Linked DNA regions of Mus musculus: region 1 is linked to region 2. A link is a contact called in ENCODE Hi-C or POLR2A ChIA-PET data. All regions are on one chromosome and are shown on one strand. Each heading gives the region's core, a stretch centred on a gene start or an enhancer-like site at or near the end of the contact. The rest is flanking DNA. Distances are from core to core; before and after follow the strand shown. Region 1 overlaps Elovl7 (ELOVL family member 7, elongation of long chain fatty acids (yeast)). Region 2 holds the start of Elovl7 (ELOVL family member 7, elongation of long chain fatty acids (yeast)).

Region 1 (6,877 bases), core at 3,313-5,812, 49 kb before region 2:
TTGGAATAAGTTGTGCCCTTTTTGGCCTCAAAGCCTGTAAAAACTAAACAGCCAAGTGAGCTCCCAGCCCTGGAGCTGCGTGCATTCCAGGATCAGGTCTCTGCTTACCAGCTGTCACTCTGTGTTCATTAATTCTTTTCTCTGTGTGTGAGTTGCCTCAAAACCAGCGTTTCTCATGTGCAAATCTCTGAACTAAATGTTGTTTTCTTTTCCCTCACTCTCCATGATGGAAACTGTCCAGAGGGCCTCAGGTTTATTTCATCTAGACATAACAATTTTGGTGTTTTTGTTGTAGTAAACACCTGCTTAGTTTCTTAATTCCTCGATTCTCAGGACAGGGGTACTCGACGGTCATAACAAGAACATACAAACATATAACAGAAGACTAAGGCAAACTTTTCCCATTTAGGAATACTGAAGACACTTGCCTCATAACACATATACACAGAAAACAGTACTATGAAAAAATTGTACGTTATCATCGCTTTCTTGAGTTCAAAGGGCTTCCGGTTCTCCATGAGCTTTGGTCCCAGAGACGTAACAAAATAGACATAGAGGCCCAGGATGATGGTTTGTGGCAGAGGCGAGGACATGAGGAGATAGTCTTCAACTCTCGGATCTAAGAGAAAGATAACAGGTAAGTACACAACCACTTAGCCCAGGAAGCAACCTTTATTTATCTCGGTGCTGACAGCACACCATTGCAAAAATCACCAGCATCTTTAAGAGGGGTGACAGGAGAAACCCCTAAGAGCAGTGAGGCTCCCCTGAGCTAAAAACAATGGGGCAGTCGTCCCCTTTATGTCTCAAAGGGTAAGAGGTATTAGTCAGCAGAACTGGAAGGGGAGCCTCTGGAGAAGCCACTCAGGAGGAGTTGTGTCACAGACTGAAGACTGCACCCTCCCTGTTAAGCCCAATGTGGTACTGCACACAAAGATCCCAGCACTTGGGAAATGGGGATGGGTGAACCAGAAATTCAAGTCAACTACAGCCGAGCATCAGCCAGTCTCAAAAACAATAAAAGGAAACAAATAAAACCCATGTGTTGAAATTCTAGCACCCAATGTGATGGATGCAAGAGCTTTGAAATCCTAGCACCCAATGTGATGGATGCAAGAGTGTCTTAGTCAGGGTTTCTATTCCTGCACAAACATCATGACCAAGATGCAAGTTGGGGAGGAAAGGGTTTATTCGGCTTACACTTCCATGCTGCTGTTTATCACCAAGGAAGTCAGGACTGGAACTCAAACAGGTCATGAAGCAGGAGCTGATACAGAGGCCATGGAGGGATGTTCTTTACTGGCTTGCTTCCCCTGGCTTGCTCAGCCTGCTCTCTTATAGAACCCAAGACTACCAGCCCAGAGATGGTCCCACCCACAAGGGGCCTTTCCCCCTTGATCACTAATTGAGAAAATGCCTTAGAGTTGGATCTCATGGAGGCATTTCCTCAACTGAAGCTCCTTTCTCTGTGATAACCCCAGCTGTGTCAAGTTGACACAAAACTAGCCAGTACAAAGAGCTTTGAAATCCTAGCACCCAATGTGATGGATGCAAGAGCTTTTCAAGAATAGAGTTAATATCATACAAAGGAACCCAGGAAGCTCTTTTTTTTTTCTGTCACATAATGACACAGAGCAAGATAACAGCAACCCAGGGGAGCCCCACAGGAGCCCCACCAGAGCACCCTGGCCTCAGATACATAACTTCTCCAAGTTCTAAGCAGCGGATATAAGCAGATCGGGAGGAGAGGGTGGCTAGTGGTGGGGCCCACCATCTGTGGCCGCTATCAATGGTCAGAAATTTCCATCTTACCTGGCAGAACAGCACTTGGGAAGGGAAGGCAAGGGACCAGGAGTTCAAGGCCATGGGATAAATGAGACACCCCCCCCCCCATCTCAAAAATATTTTTTTCCATCCAGACATTCTTTTATATTTAAAAGTGGTATATATCTGCTACTTACTCATTTTCCTCCTTTCCTAAGACAACTGGCATATTTCCTCAGATACTGTATCATAGAACCACAAAACTGAAAGGGACCATGTCAATATCTAACTCTCTAGAGTGTTTCTAAAGTGTGAGCCAGCAAATATGATGTTTTGAGCCAAATAAAATAGGTAATGCCCTTGCAGCCACAGAAACGTAAGTTCGTCCAGTTCTTGCTGCCTCCGGGCTAACAGGATTGTGGCATTTAAAAATTGCAATTTAAAACAAACTGTGATTCATTCTATAATTTCAAGCACTTGGGGTGTAATTTGACCAAGTGACCTCATGATCCCAGAGTGGAACGGAGGAAAACAGCTATAGGCAGCTTGCAGGAGCATCTGACTCAGCTGTACACAGAGCATCCCCTTCATGAGGGGTGAAAGATCTGGAGCAAGCCAGTTACCAGCAAACCTTCTCACCCCAAACTTCTTCACGAGAACGCCACGACTATCCACTCAGCTTCTCTTTTAATCCTGGACAAGTTACATTAACAGTTGACGCCAAGGGCTTTATTTAGTAAAACTGACTTATTCTGTCTCAAGTGGGCCTTACTTAAAAATTGCAAACAGGTGCCACCGTCTCAAATAGGCAAAACAAGCTACGGAGTAAAACAGTCAGCTCAAAAACCGATGCCCGATGTTAAGGATCTGAGTTTGTTCTTATGTCTATAAAGGACACCTCTCTACGCAACTACAACTCTACACAACTATTCAAGTGAGTACAGACTCCACCAAAGCGATGAGAGGATGCTGGAATAGAGGGTAAAATAGGATGCTTGCTACAAGGTCTCTAGTACTCTGTGTTAGCATGGATTGATACGATGAGAACACTGGTATGTAGCACTCTCCAAGACAATTTGCTTATGGAATCCTGGAGGGATGTGTGTATGTGTGTGTGTGTGTGTGATATGTGTGTGTGTGTGTGTGTGTATGTGTGTGTGTGTGTGTGTGTAGCATTCTACTCTCTATATATATAATAATATTGTACAACTTTTAGAAGTGATGCTCTGTAGAACAGCTTAGAAATACAGCTGTTTTCTAGAGCACATCTATACATTAAACCTTTAGTACTTTGACAACAGTAGCCCATTAATAGGGGCAGACTGTTTTGAAATGCATTAAGGAAGAAAACAAAATAGATGGTCAAACATGGATAATAAAACACAAGCAGAAGTTAAAAAAAATTCAGAAGCTGTTACCTGTAAGACTATGACATCATTTATACTGGCAACAGAGTGTCATAGACAGACAGATAGCGAAGGCTTTAGACAGTCTTACACTTCAGTGCCTAGAAACATTCACGCAGACAATGTCACACATAGCTGGATGTATGGATCTGGGATTAGGAGTGAGATCCAAGCTAGAGATGGAGGTTTGGGGGTCACCATCACATATATGATGACTATTAAAGCCATGGAGTGGGTTTATAAGAAATAAATACATGTACAGTAAGTGCTAAGGTCCGAGTGCCAAGGACCTCACAGGCTCAGGAGAGATGGATGAGAAAACTGTGAGGGAGGCTAAGGAGGAATGCACAGTGAAACGGGAATAAAACCACAAAAGTAAGATGTCTTGAAGCCAAGGAAGAGACATTCAAGAGGGCCCCAGCATGAGATGGGGCAGAGAGAGAAACACATGTGCTCAGAAGAGCACAGTGCCTTTAACAGAGAGAAGACAGAAATGTTTTCAGCAAGAACGATTTTAGTAAAAGTCCTGCACAAAAGAGATCATCAACACAAGTTTCCTGGCCAACACTGAAAATGCAAAACTCTTAAGGCTAGAGGGATGTCTCAGGAATTAAGAGCGCTGGCAGCTCTTCTGGAGGATCAGTGTTTAATTCCCAGCTCCCACAAAGCAGGTCACAACCATCTATAACCATCTCCAACTCCTCAGGACATGACATACATGCACATAAAAGTAAAATAAAGAAATCTTTTTTAAAATGCAAAGTTCTAAAATTTGAAAGGATTTTCTCTTACTTTCTCTTACTCTATTCTCAAAACTTGTCACTTTTTTAAACCTAGAAGGGTCCTTAAATTGGCCCCCCAGGTATATGTTAACTACGGTCTCTTCTGTTTCAGTGGCTTCTTCCCTAACCTTGTAACAGTGGTGAGTTTCCTAAGACAGGATTTCTGGTCACCCTTGGTTATCACTTTGTGGATCTTACATCACAAGGGCAGTCTCAGGAAAGCAAGCTTGTCACAGCACTGGAAATCCGGGCACAGAGTAAGAACTGATCATCCCTAAATGAATTCCTTCCCCTGCTGGTCAATATAAACTGTAATGCTTGAATGTCAATAAAGCCAATGTCTAGCTTTTTATTGTTTTATTAATATGTCTAGGCTTTATTCCTCATAAAACAAAAACTAATGAAATCAGCAGCAAAGGAAGAGCCCAGAGGGCTGCAATCATCTCTGACTGAGCATGGAGTCTTCCGGTTTCTTCTTCATAGGTAATTGCAAATACTTCTGCTGTTAGTCACCCCAAACACAGCTTTTGCACTAAGATGCTTTGAGTGTCAGTAAAGGCACCTCTCCATCGCGGCTATCTTTTGTTGTATTCTTTCACTGACTTGGCAGGGGAAGAAAAAAATTGAATGACGTCACCCTTCTGTCCCTCCCCTGTTAGCAACAGAAAGAAAACAAGCCAAGAAAAGCATGCCAGGCTAGCTCAGGAAGACCAAGAAAATCATTTCCAAATAAATCGTTTCTTCCTGCGATTTAACTTTTCAGCACACGCTTTTTCTTAAAATCCTGTGTATACACGACCTTCAAGTCCTACAAATACAAAGTCACAATGGGAAAAACCTTGTTTCACTCTATGTTATCTTCAAAAACAAAAAGATAACAAAATAACAAGAAGAACAAGAAAATATAACATACGTTTGTGTGTCCAAAGAAAGGAACACACATTTGTGTGTGCCTATAAGGAGGTCAGAGGTCAACCTTGGGGTTATTCGTCAAGAGTGGTCCACTTGTTTGTTTGTTTGTTTGTTTGTTTGTTTGTTCTGTGACTTGGCTAGGCTGGCTGGCCAGTAGACAGGTGGGATCACTCCCTTGTCTCTGCTTTGCTAAGCTGGGAGTCTAGGCATGGGCCACCCTTCTAGGCTTTTCACATGGGCACTGGGTACTGAACCCAGGTCTTCACAGCACACGATTTACTCACTGAGCCGTCTCCTCACCTCCTTTTTTAGTACCAGGCTCTAAACATTCTACTACAGCAATATTGTAGAGCCAGCCAGTCAGCATGGTGAGCCTGTCTCTCCTCTGGCCTTTTATGCAGAATCGGGTCATTGACTTAACCATACTCTACTTGGTTTTCTCATCTATGAATTGGGCATAAAACACATATTTCATAGAGGACCGGGTGAGGAGTTTGCAAAGATCTTAAACTCTCAATAAACTTGCTCTTGTCATTACAGTAGATCTCCAATCTGTAATCATAGCAGAATCACCTCTGTAGTGTTTAAAAGCCCAATAATAAAAACAGTGACCTTGATCCAACTGAATCAAAGTCCTAAGGGTTGGGTACCAGGAATATAAGCTTTTAAAAATTAGCCATTAAAAAAAAAATGGTAAAGGCCAGGTGTGGTGGCGCACCCCTTTAATCCTAGCAGTTTGGGAGGCAGAGGCAGGTGAATTTCTGAGTTCGAGGCCAGCCTGGTCTACAGAGTGAGTTCCAGAACAGCCAGGGCTACACAGTGAAACCCTGTCTCAAAAAAACAAAACAAAACAAAACAAAACAAAACAAAACCAAGGCAAAGAAGTTAATTTATCAAAAAGAAGAGACACAAGAGAAAATGTTAAGTATTGCTAATTATCAAGAGAACATAAATCAATACCAGAATTTTCAATCAATCTCCTCTCACTTGTAGGACTGCATCATCAAACAAACTAAAGATAATGAGGGATGCTGAGGATGAGTGATGCTGAGGATATGGAAGGATGGGGGCATTTCTGCACTCAGGATAAGGCTATAAATTAGTCCAGCCACTAAGGAAAACCACACGGAGACCCCATTAAAAACCTAAAAGAACTATCATAAGTCCAGAAATCTCATTTCAGAAATCCTACGCAGGCTCCCTGAGTAGTAGCCACAATAGCCAAGGTGTGGAATCTGTTCCGTGGTTCATCATCAGAGGAATAAAGAAAGCAGGGTAACAGAAGTGGGGGATCATCTGGTCTCCAAAAAGGAAACCATGCTCTCTGCAACCTCTTGATCAGCAGGATGGCAACATTGTTACAGTAATTGAGATAAGCCAGACTCAGAAAGCAACAGATAGTCTCATATGTGAAAAATAAGGGTTAAGCATTTGGCCAGACAACAGGGAGAGAGCTATGTTAGCCAATGGCTACAAAAATTAACTTATGCAGGTTAATTTCTTGAGCTCTATTATAGGGACATGACATAACAATAGTACTTTGTACAGTCATATAATAATTATTATAATAAATATATATTATATGTCTAACAACAACAATAATAGTATTCTATGTAGTTGAAATTCCTAACCATAGTTTTCTAATGTTTTTAGCAAGTGTGTATGTTAGTTCATCTAGTCATTCCACAATATATACAACTATTACAGTATCACTTTGCACCACATAAACAGACACAACTATAATTTGTAAGCAGGCGATCTTTTTAAAAGCTATTCAGGTGTCCATGATGAGCTGTCCAAATTGGGAAACCAGGATTCTGGTGCATGGTCAAGTTCCCTTGGGCCGCTTGCAAGGCTGCAGTGTTCCTCGGAAGGCTCTGTGACAACCTTTCCTTGCCTCTCAATCCAAACTGCCCTTTGTCTTCCGTACAGTTGCCAAGTTCACTTTCTAAAAGTAGGGATGTGCTTAGATTATTCTCTTGTTAAGTGAGCTCTCCCTCACTGATCAAATAA
Region 2 (6,857 bases), core at 299-2,798:
CTCAAAGATATTAGACTCAACTGAATACACAGGGCCCCTGGATTGTAATTGAAGTTAAGTAGACTTGAAAAATGAGGTTTTAGGAAGTCAACCTGTCAATCTAATTTTTTATCTTTTAAAGATATCTATCTTATAAAGGGCTGGGCACGTGTGGTTCACACCCCGTAGCAGGGAGACAAGAAGAGGGATCAAGAGACTGATATCAGCTTTAGCTGCTACAGTAAAAAACAAACAAGGAGGAAAAGGGGCCAGAGATTAAGTGTCCCGGGCCTGATGCTTGAACCTGCATAGTGCTTAGTAGCAGTAAGAACCAAGAACTCTGGGTTCATCAGACTAGCAGAGTGGCCAAGAGCTCCTGGCTGGCTGGAAGCCAAGCCCCAAACTGAAAACAATATCTACTTGAAGACTGACAGGGTTAAGCTCTCAGTGTCAGGCACACAGCACTGGATAAGCATCTGCTATGGGGTAAAGGGAAAGGGATTTTTTTTAAACCTAGTCCTCGATGACCTTGGGGAGAACAATTTCCCCCGAACAAAAACTGCAAATTGTAAACCACAAGCGCAAAGTACGGCGGCGGCGGCAGTCACTAAAGAGGATGAGTTTTATACAAGAAACGCAAAACAGGAGTGAGTGGAAGAAAAGATGACTTGGGAGCTCGGAGCTGAGAGAAAACGCTCATGGGCAGCTTCAGGGACAGGAGGGAGTTCAGTAGGCAATCGCCGGGTCTCTGAAACTATTGTTCAGTGGGAGTGGGACTTTTGTGCCTTGCTGCCAGCCGGACCGCTCCCACCCCGAGTTCCAGTTAGTCCCCAAAGGCGCTCCTCTGAATCCGGTAAGTTTGAATCAGCGAGGGCTGATAAGAAAGAAAGGCCCACTTCACACCACAAGACACCTAGGCGATAAATGACAGGAGTTGCCACTCCGTCTCCAGAACGACCTGTTCCACAGCCGTGGACTCATCCTCCCTCCCTGGCCCGCAGCAGTCACCGGGACGGGATGCTGTTCCCGGAGCCAAAGAGACAGCGCCCTGAGTTCCCTCGGGCAGGCGGGACGCACCCAGAAGCAGGAAGAAGGGATAGCTGGTTTGTGAAGAGGAGTCTGGGAAGCCAGGACCCGGAGCCGAGAAAGTGACCTCCGCGGTCCAAGGTCGAGCAAGACCTTCCCTCCTTGAGTCTCAACCGCAGCAGCTCAGCACCCCATGCCCCGGAGGGCCCCGATCTTCCCTAGGGGTACAGGGCTCCAGGGCTCCGGGAGGCACAGGTGAGCGCGGCGCGCCCGACCAGCGAGCAGCACCGCCAGGAGGGAGGCCCTGCCCGGCCCCACGCCGCTTCCTTTCCCGTGCGACCCCCAGGGGCTCGACCCCTTCGGCTCGCGCGTCCTTCCCCCGCAGCCCTCCGCGCCACCCCCGAAAGCCTCGCCCAGTCTGCTGGGGCCCGCAGCCCCGCACTCACCGCGCCGAGGGGCGAGCAGCGCGCGCGGGAGCCGAGGGCGGCGGCGGGCAGTGCGAGCGCAGCTCTCACAGCGGCCCCTGCTGCCGGGGCTGCGGACCAGGCTGCGAGGGGCGGAGGCGGTAGGGTGGCACCTGCCGGCTCTCCCAGCCCCGCGCGTCACCCGGGACCGCCCCCCGGCCCGCCTGCCCGTCGCCGCCAGGTGACGCCGAGGGGTGGGGTGTCATGCCAGCCTCTCCCGCTGCCGCCCTCGCCGCGGGTAGAGCCTGGCCCCGAGCAACCCAGGGTGCAGTAGGGGGCCGGTTCCCGTCCGCTCTACTGGTGCCCTTTCTTTCTGAGAGTGAATACCAACATCTGGATTCATCCGCATGCTTAACCAAAATACTATGGGAATTGTCGTCCTGCTTGACTCTAATGGATTACAGGACCGGTCGAGGGAGGGCGCGGCTGGAGGGAAGAAGGGATGAAGGAGAAATAGGTCTCTAAAATGGAGACCAGACCAGTAAAGATGCCCAAGCCAGATTTTGGCAGCTCGATCCCTTTTAATTATTAAGAATGAATTGTTGAAAAATAGGAGGCGCGGGGAGGCTTTTAGTGCAATGAAGAACAGACTGTATGCAACTTTTTTTTATGGTGATCAGAACAAGGAACAGAGTCTAGCAAACTCCCGTCTCCTTCACTGATTGATGGATTGGAATTGCTGAACTGGATGAATGTAGGCCTGTGCTTGTGCACTGGACTTTTTTTTTTTTTTAATGAGCTAGTCCTGTGTTTAGTTATGATCATAATAAACACTGTAACGATTTCTAAATCAAGCACAGGAAGGCAAAATGTAAGTCTAGAGGTATCTGCTTCTATAGCAAAACCTAAAACTAGAATTGATCTTTCAACTAGAACATCCCCTATCCTCCATCCCCCTCCTACACTCCCGAGAGTTTGCCTTCCCTGTGCGGACTGCCTCACCACATGGGCTCTGCTTGCTCTAGAGTTCCTAGCCTAGAATCAGGGTAAGAAGTCTCTTGACAAGTAGAGACCTTGCATAGGGAAAGCAAAAACAAGCAAGCAAGACAGCCTTCCATGACCCAACCCTAGAACATTGAAAATAAGGTTTCAGTGTCTACCTAAAACTCTGGGCACTCCCACTGAATAGTCAAGGAGACAGCAACTCCCAAAGGACAGAAGTTCAAATGCAAATTAAGACGCTGAAGATATCTTCTACTGGAGATGTAACTTGGTGGTAGAGGGCTTGCCCGGCTTGTGCAAGTTCCTGAGCTCAGTGCTTTACATCAATCAAAAAACAAACTAATGAATCCTTGTTTATGCTCTTCTTTCATGTTACAAATAAGTTGTTTGGTAGATTTGGAAACGCCTTAAAAATTAGAGACAATTGTCACATGCCTGTCACTGTTTCTGTCTGTATAAAATTTCAAACATGCAAGAGCCTAATTAGATTCATTTAATTAGATTTAAGACCTATTTAATGCTGTTACCCCCACCCCACCCCACCCCACCCCAGGATCTAAAGATCCAGCAGACAACCAAAACAAACTAAAAATGTTCTGTCTTTTCAGGGAGGGAACTTTCAGTCTAACCAGAGCTTACAATAAAGTTAATACATAACCAGGTCAGGAAAAAAAAAATGTGTTCAGGTCCTGACAAGCACCACGGGAAGGGGAAGGGCATGGGGATTTTTGAGGGGGGATGGGAGGGGGAAGCTTCATTGTTGAAGGCCTCTGTGAAAGGAGCCTTTTGCATCTCGTGTTTTTGAGATTCACTATGCAGCAGAGGCTGGGAATAAAACTTCTGATAGTAACCCAGGCTATCCTCAAACATATATCCCTCCTGTCCCCTTCTCCCCAGTGCTGAAATGGCAGGCTAAGAGGAAGTCTGTGTGTATCGGGTAAGAAGCACTCTAGGCAACAGGAACAGTAGCTAAGCTGAAGGCATGGGCACAGAGACAGCAAGGAGGCCACATTTCCCAGAGGACCTAGGAGGTTGTGGGAGCTGAACTGGAACAGGGAGGGCAACATCGAAGTCTCAAAGGAGCAGTTCTGAAGAGTGGCACCTTCTGGTCGCTCAGTTTTCTTTTCTTTTCTTTTTCTTTTTTTCTCTTTCCTTCCTTTTTTCTTTTTTCTTTTTTTTTTTTCTTCCTCCTTTTCTTTCTGCTTTTCTCTTTTTGGGGGCAAGGTCTGGCTATGAAATCTAGGCTGCCCTCAAACTTTCAAATCTTCCTGCCTCAGCCTCCTAAGTGCTGGGATGATAGGCCTTTGTTCCAGCCTGGCATTTTAAAGTAAGTGTTCTAACAATGTTACTGAGAGTGGTATAGAGGATGGGGAGGAATGGCCGAGACATAGCAAGGAGACAGTTAAGAGGCTCTTACACAGTCCAGATAAGATAAAGCAGAGGCAAGGAGGAGCTGGTTGAAGTGAAAAGGCCAGGCTTTAAAATACATTCTGGCATTCAGAGGCAGAGGCTGGTGGGTTCAAGGCCAGCCTGGTTTACAGAGGGAGTTCCAGGTCAGCCACACCCTGTCTCATCTCCCAACCTCCAATACATCTTGACGACAAGGGCCAACCCGATTCCCAAAGGTCTGAGGTGAGCGATAAGAAAGGGTGTGTTCCAAAAAAAAAAAAAAATGAAAGCATTTTCCATAAGCAACTGCAAAGAACATGTTGCTTGTATAAAGAGGAAGACAGAGGGAAAAAAAAATAGGGCAAAGGGCAGAACACATTCGAGGACTGATTTAAATGGAGGAGGCTATTAGGTATCCAAGTGGGTGTATCAGACATCAGACATGCAGTTGGTTATCTCAGTCTTCAGACTGAGAGAGGGGCTTGCCTGGGAATGTAAATTTAGGACTTATCAGCCTCTTGATATTTTTAAAGATGGGTAAGAGCATCGAGAAAGGAGAAAGGAGATGAGGAGTCTGCAGACAGCCTCCTGGGGCACCACAGTGGTGAGTGGTTATGGAATGGGGATGGAGAGCCAGCCTAGAGGAAAATCTGAGCATCCATGATTCCTGAAAGGTAGCTCTGTTAGGAATGCCATAGTAACAGTGTACAGCAAATCACTCCCTAGCAAAAATAATTAGTAGATTTGCCTTTGTCTTCATGGCCACCAATCTGTAGGTAGATTTAGTAGGCAAGCTGGCCTTACCTCAACTGATGACCTCTGGAACCAAGAAGGAAGGCGCAGCAACTGGCTTGAGACCTCACAGCACACCACTCGAGTCCAAATGGCATTCCCAAGCTTATGAGCACACTGAAGGTCCCTGGCACATCAAGCTGGCTAACATTCCATTGCCTTGAAGCCATCAGAGAGCCAGATCCAACATCAATGACCTATAAAAATATTAAGCCAACTCTAGAAGGTGATGAAAAAGAACGCTTGCTAAAGAATGACACAGATTCTTATCACCGTAGGAGAAGAACAACATGTTACAACATGGCGCTAGCGAATGCCGAGCACTAGAAGGGACTGCGGATTTAGCAATATGGAAGTCATCCACCAAATGTGACAAAAATGGCTTTAGTTAAATGGATGGGGCGAAACTCTGGCCAGAGTGGGTTTCAAGAGTAGACGGGAAGAGAGCAATCACAGAGGAGAGTTTTAGACTGTTTGTAATCCAGTTTGTTGTGCAGTCAGGAAAGGATCCAAGGAGAACAGAGTGAAGCACAAGCATTGTCAGGTATGCAGACGCTCTGTGGTACATACATATTAAAAGGAAGGAAGGAAGGAAGGAAGGAAGGAAGGAAGGGAGGGAGGGAGGGAGGGAGGGAGGGAGGGAGGGAGGGAGGGAGGGAGGGAGGAAGGAAGGAAGGAAGGAAGGAAGGAAGGAAGGAAGGAAGGAAGGAAGGAAGGAAGAGAGAGGGAGGGAGAGAGAGAGGAAGAAGGAGGAGGAGGAAGAGGAGGAGGAGGAGGAGGAAGGCAGGCAACAGCTGGAGCTCTAGCCTACTTTTATTCTTTTTATTCCAAAAAAGGAATTCAGAAACAACAGTGGGCCCTTCCTGTGGTTTTTGTTGCATATCCCTCATACATACTTTGATTTTCATGTAAATGTAAAATAAACAACTACATTGTAAGTACCTAGTACCAGACCACATATATTATCCCAAAACTTTGTTTTTTAGTCAACTTTTACTTTTTAGATTTATTTTTAGCATGCGTGCACACGAGTGTGTGTGTGTGTGTGTGTGTGTGTGTGTGTGTGTGTGTGTGTGTATACTGTGGATGTATGACCCTAGTGTGGAGGTCAGAGGGCATCTAGCAGGAGTCAGGTCTCTCTATCCAGCAGCAAGCATCTTTACCCACGGAGTCATCTCACCAGTCTCAACCAATCCTTGTCAATGACTTATTAGTGTAGATGCATGTAATTTTTTTATTCATTTAATTACTACAGTATTGAACAACCAAGCCTTTGTACATTTGACTGATGATGAACAAAATTAAGTTATAACAAAATACCATAGGCTAGATAGATTAGATAAGTGGCATTTTCTTAGAGTTATATGGTCAAGTCCAAGGTCGGGTCCTGGAAGGGGCCTATTCAGCTTGCAGATGGCAATCTTCTTGATCTTGCTCATGGATTTCCTTTCTTCTTGGGGGGTGTGTTTAGAAAAGGGTCAGGGGCACCCTCATTCTGATGTCTCACCTACAACTACCCCCTAAAGCTAATCATTTTAGGCCAATGACTCCCAAAAGTTTTCCTCTGAACTCCACAAGACTGTGAACTGCACAAGCATGTGTGCACACACCCCACAAATAAATACATTTAAAAACTGAAACATGAAAACCGATCATTTGAAAGGCCCACCTCCAAATATCACCAGTTCTAAATTCAGGGAAGTGCATTTAGTACACAGTGCTTAAAGTTTTATCCTCCTAAGTAATGCCAAATTATATATTTATTACATTATGTTATAGCTCAGTTTGCCCCCAGCCCTTGCCAACATGTGGCATTCTTAGATCATATATATTATACAACATCTAATCGTGACAATACAATATAGACATGGAATAAGTACATTGTTACAATAATCCTTTTGTACTCTTATTTCCACTGTTGGGTGGGCAGTTCTAGACCTCTACTGCTGAATGACCTCATGACCTCAGACCTTATACTTTACCAGTCTGACAGATGTGAAGTGCCATCTCACCGTGGCTTTGATGAATATGCTCAGTGATACTGAACACCATTTCGTGAGTTCATATGCTCACTTGACATTCCAAAATTGATAGCCAATGCTCTGGGTCGTTTAAAAATTGTTCCTATTTTTAAACAAGCAGTCAATCCAACACAGAAGTTGATGGGGCTGGAGGGTAGACTCAGTCAGTGCAGGCAGGCACCACCGCCAAGCCTGAGACCTGTGGAGTCTTCTGTGTCCACAGGATGAGGGAGAGAAGTGACTT

What was found. A loop is a pair of places that touch in the nucleus more often than their neighbours do. ChIA-PET counts read pairs that join two places held with the same protein, here RNA polymerase II (POLR2A).
Region 1: a map of Patski shows a loop between it and region 2 (2.0-fold over the local background). The contact joins the enhancer-like site here to the promoter of Elovl7 in region 2. A Hi-C loop is called at or near these places in 1 of 37 maps with a recorded cell type or tissue (Patski). POLR2A ChIA-PET finds 5 or more read pairs at or near these places in 1 of 5 experiments (Patski).

The regions. Positions count from the first base shown.
Region 1 is chr13:108,260,932-108,267,808 of GRCm38, reverse strand. Elovl7 (ELOVL family member 7, elongation of long chain fatty acids (yeast)) reads right to left here. Exons shown (of 8, transcript NM_029001.5): 3 at 429-619. Among named protein-coding and RNA genes, the nearest start is that of Elovl7, 50 kb to the right of the region's middle. Within about 2 kb of position 4,562, at least 1 of the 3 ENCODE cell types and tissues checked has a DNase peak (open chromatin) inside an H3K27ac peak, as active enhancers do.
Region 2 is chr13:108,209,095-108,215,951 of GRCm38, reverse strand. Elovl7 (ELOVL family member 7, elongation of long chain fatty acids (yeast)) reads right to left here and starts at 1,548. Exons shown (of 8, transcript NM_029001.5): 1 at 1,452-1,548.